Regions from separate parts of the Homo sapiens genome. Here region 1 is linked to region 2. Evidence: read pairs that join two places in POLR2A ChIA-PET (ENCODE). Cell type or tissue: CD4-positive, alpha-beta T cell. All regions are shown on one strand.

What was found. Peaks named below come from ENCODE experiments on the same cell type or tissue, not always from the same donor. Only the 100,000 strongest peaks of a DNase experiment are listed, where the experiment ranks them.
Region 1: POLR2A ChIA-PET joins it to region 2 with 5 read pairs; 6 of 35 experiments call an interaction of 5 or more read pairs at or near these places.

Annotation. Positions count from the first base shown.
Region 1 is chr12:68,590,982-68,593,481 of GRCh38, reverse strand. No RefSeq gene overlaps it. Among named protein-coding and RNA genes, the nearest start is that of RAP1B, 19 kb to the left of the region's middle. RefSeq lists an enhancer at 1,204-1,413. In CD4-positive, alpha-beta T cell, no CTCF peak of the experiment used is centred here; a DNase peak (open chromatin) is centred at 1,541; H3K4me3 peaks cover 521 bases; H3K27ac peaks cover 1,263 bases.
Region 2 is chr12:68,461,461-68,463,960 of GRCh38, reverse strand. No RefSeq gene overlaps it. Among named protein-coding and RNA genes, the nearest start is that of LINC02384, 11 kb to the right of the region's middle. In CD4-positive, alpha-beta T cell, no CTCF peak of the experiment used is centred here; a DNase peak (open chromatin) is centred at 950; H3K4me3 peaks cover 787 bases; H3K27ac peaks cover 289 bases.

The DNA.
Region 1 (2,500 bases), 130 kb before region 2:
GCAGCCACTTTGGCAATATCTTAAAAAGTTAAACATAAATTTAGCATGTGACCCAGCAATTTATTTCCTACAGGTCTACCTGAGAAAATAAAGAAATGTATATATACTCATGCTAAGACTTGTATAAAAATGTTTATAAAAGCATTATTTAAAATAGCTAAAAGGCCGGGCACGGTGGCTCATGGCTGTAATCCCAGCACTTTGAGAGGCCGAGGCGGGCTGATCACCTGAGGTCAGGAGTTCGAGACCAGCCTGGCCAACATGGTGAAATCCTGTCTCTACTAAAAATACAAAAATTAGCCAGGCAAGGTGGCAGGCATCTGTAATCCCAGCTATTTGGGAGGCTGAGGCAGGAGAATTGCTTGAACCCAGGAGGCAGAGGTTGCATTGAGCCAAGATCGTGCCATTGCACTCCAGCCTGGGCAACAAGAGAAAACTCCGTCTTAAAAACAACAACAACAAAAAAAAAGCTGTTTATATATGTATATACACACATCTATATATATATGTATATACACACATCTATATATATACACACACATCTATATACATATGTATATATACACACACATCAGTAGTTTGTTCACACAGGTGAACTTCAAAAACAGTATGAGAAACAAAAGGAGACAGACACAAAAGACTATATCTTGCATGATTCTATTTATGTGAAATTTCTAGAAAATTTAAATCCACAGAGACAAAAAGCAGAATAGTAATTCCCTGGGGCTTAGGATGAGACTGGGAATTGACTGCAAATGTGTGCAAGAGAAATTTTGGGGGTAATAGAAATGTTTGAAAATTGGATTGTAGTGGTGGTTGCACAACTGCATAAACTTACTAAAATCACTGAGGTGTACACTTAACAGGTGAATTTTATGGTATGTAAATTATACCTCAAGAAAGCTGCTTCTGTCCTATATTTCAGTCTGACATACCAGTAAAAACTATAGCTAAAAACACTTATGAAAGAACTCTTTTAGTTCAACACTATTTGCTGAAACTTTGTTTTTGCTTCAAAATGTTTTATACCCAGTTCCACCCCATCTCCCATCTCACTTATCCATCCTAGAGTACTAACTTTATCAGGGTTGCTAAATCATGTATAGACAATGGAGTCTAACGTGATTTCATAATGAGACTTTAGGTTCCAGTGTTTACTGATATTTAAAAAAAATGCATCTGGAAAAGCCACAGGCACCCAGTGCCAACCTATGAGAGCAGCTGCGGGGGCTGAACCCTGTGGTTCAACCCCTCATCTCTACCCTGAGACTTTAGGTTGAGATTCTTTATGAACTGTGTTTGTATAGGTCTAGCTATTCCCTTTCTATTTGATACTGGGCAGATCCAAATTTTACTGAAATGTGAGAAACCATTCTCCAAGGAAAATTCACCAGTGCTGATTTCTAGAGCTGCCAGCTAATACCCAGGAATTTATTTTCTCTGTCTTCAAAGTGCCATACTACCCTAACCCTGACAGGAAGAAAACAACTTTCAGGTTGAGCGCCACATCAAAAAGGCTTCTCCTGTTACTAAAAAAAAAAATTTCATTCACTTGATAGTTACTTCCTGTGTCAAACTATCAGATGTTCCCCTTGAATGCAGCCATCTGGAGGTTTGTTGTTTGTTTTACGCCAACATGTTAACATAAGGCACGTGGAGGGAACAACATCCATTTGTTTACGTATCTAGCTATCCAGCTATGCATCTATCATCTACACATTCAACAATGGTTTCTTGAGTACCTGCTATGTACTATGAGACTTCGAAGCCTCAACTCTTGCATTCGTGCAATACACATACATGACCAAATCTCATGTCAAATTGTAATCCCAACTCTTGCATTCTTGCATATACTATACATATCCAAATTAAGGATGCAACAGTGAGTAAGAATGACATGGTTTCCACTCTCACAGAAATTAGTCTTTTTTTTAGATAATACAGGTCAGTAGTGAAGACACATTTTTCTACTTTCCAAGTTTTCTTGTGCTGGCCTTGGCTCCTCTAGTGGCTATACGGGTGACATCTCAGGTGACATGGTGATTAGTTTGCTCTCACATTGCTATAAAGGAAATACCTGAGACTGGGGAATCCATAAAGAAAAGAGGTTTAATTGGCTCATGGTTCCACAGGCTGTACAGGAAGCATGGCAGCATCTGCTTCTGGGGAAGCCTCAAGAAACTTACAATCATGGCAGAAGGCAAAGTGGGAGCAGGCATCTTACATGATAAGAGCAGCAACAAGAGAGAGAGAGAGAGAAAGAGAGGAGGTGCCCCAAACTTGTAAACAGCCAGATCTCATGAGAACTCTATCATGAGAACAGCACCAAAAGTATGGTGCTAAACCATTCAGGAAGGACCATCTCCATGGTCCAGCCACCTCCCACCAGGCTCCACCTCCAACACTGGGGATTACAATTTGACATGAGACTTGCCTGTGGATATGGATGCAGAGTCAAACCATATCATTCCACCCCTGGCCATTCCCAAATCTCATGTCC
Region 2 (2,500 bases):
GTAAAGCATTTTTCTGGGTACTGAGAGTCATTTTAGCAAATTATTGAATCTAAGTGGGGGGGTCAGGGGAACCCCTGAATTTATAGTCAGTCTAGCAGAAATGTGGGTAGCCTGGGCATTCACTGAGAGCTGGCATCTGAAGGGAGGACAGTCTTATGGGACTGAGCCCTTAACCTGTGGTATCTGGCGCTAACTCTGGGAGTCAGTGTCAGAATTGAATTGAATTGAATTGTTGGAAAAGACACCACATATTTGGTTTCTGGTGGAAAGAAACCCCACTCATTTGGTGTCAGAAAACATGGGATTTGCTAGAACAGCCCTTACTAATATTTAGTTTGGGAAGAGAAAGGATGAAAGGGCGGGAATGAGGAAAACTTTGATCCCTAGATGGCTACCTAGTCACCCATAGTATGAAACTGCAGTCTCGTTGTGATCAGTTACTAAAGGTAAAAGTTAGGCCGGGCATGGTGGCTCATGCCTGTAATCCCAGCACTTTGGGAGGCCGAGGCGGGCACATCACCTGAGGTCGAAAGTTCGAGACCAGCCTGGTCAACATGGTAAAACCCTGTCTCTACTAAAAATACAAAAATTAGCTGGACATGGTGGTATGCGCCTGTAATCCCAGTTACTCGGGAGGCTGAGGCAGGAGAATCTCTTGAACCCAGGAGATGGAGGTTGCGGTGAGCCAAGATTGAGCCACTGCACTCCAGCCTGGGCAACAAGAGTGAAACTCCGTCACAAAAAAAAAAAAAAAAAATACTAAAGGTAAAAGTTACTGGTGGAATTTTGAAATGGTGGTAGACTTTAATTCCAAGGAGTTGGCAATTGGATTTGTAAGACAATGCAAAATAATAACAAGCATCCTAAATCTACAATCTCTTGGTTATTGTTATTTGTAATAGCTAAAACGAAAGTAAAAGTGTGAGTGCTGGGTCGGACTTTGATGGTGGAGTAGGCTCAGATTTTGGTTGGTCTGAGCTTCAGTTACTAGCCTCAAAACCACCCCTAAAGGGGAAACTTAAGCTGAGAAAGTAACTCTAAATCCTCTGGTCACCAAGAAGGTAGACCACATGGGGGAAAGACAAAACCAAAAAACGACTTAAGCCAATGGTATGGCGTGAAGGAGTTGTCTCATTTTGTGGATCAGTTGTCATCAGCTTCCCAAAAAACCTTTACTAAAATGGATTGTGAGAGTGACAAATTTAAGGGCAGTTTTTTGGTTTTAAATGCTGCAGAGTGCAAGAGCAAGTTTGGTTAATACAGGACCTGCAGCTGACTGTGGAACAATTGCAGATGGCGAGACATCATCCAGACACACAGGAGGTTATTCTTGAGAAAACCGGCATCCTGGTGGTCTGGATAAAAGCCACTGTAAGGTGTAATTACCCAAAGATGGGGGACTGTTCAACTCTCTCTACAAAGGCCAGGCAGAACACCCAAGATGAAGCAGCTGATGTTCTGTAGGCAAGCTATGTCGGATTGACTTTATGATGACCAAGATATTCATCTGGGAATCTGCCTGTTACCCAGGACATGGTAAATACTGTGAGTAAGGGGACCCTTCTTACATGGGCACCCCACGTAATCCTACTGCTGCAAAACTGAACAACGGTTTGAGTAGAACAAGTGTCTGGCGCCTAATGTGTGCTCTCAAATTGGTTTGAATCTTAGATACTTGTTCCAGATCCTGGTAGCAATGAACAAAACAGACAATTCATGGTCCCCATGGAGCTAATACTTTGATGTTCTATTACAGAAATGGACATGGGATGGAGACACCTGACATATTCAGAGAACTAGAGGCTCCTTCATTGCCAAAGGAATCTTGGGAATTTACAGCCGTAATTCTGTATTGTAATTATGGACAGAGCTTTATATCGGGTGGAGGTCAGTAGGACTGTTGGAATGCCAAAGTTGGCTCCCTGAGTTTGTCTTTGGGCTATTGGGACATCCGTGCCACACTTTAGAAAATCTGACGATAATTTATTTTTATTTAAAAATTTATCTTACAAGTATTTCATCTGTTATGAGAGCAAAACTCATTCCAGAGGGGAAAATGCACACATTCCTGTACTCCATGTCCGAGAAGGCAAAGTGAATGCTTTCTGCTGCCAATATGCTTAATTAGGGTAGACAAGGGAGACAGTACCACTTAAAATTATGTTTTTGTAAAGTCACATAAGGAAATGGACATAATATTGAGTGGTCAGAAATCTATGTTCTAGAAATTTACAAAAGTGCACTGGGTCTGTTTTATAAGAAGAGGAATTAAAAGAAACATGAGTGGGAGTTAAGTATTATTATAAAATGTTCTGTAGATTTAATAATGTAGTTCTTTAAAATTTGTCATTCCTGCACAGCAGGGAGATAAGACAATTATTTTTGGCGCTTTATGAGCATTGTTTAAATTATTCAGTATTCTCTTTTATGGCTAAATTCCTGAAGTAAAAATATATCAGAAAATTAATGTACTTTTATTTATACAATAACAATACCTTAT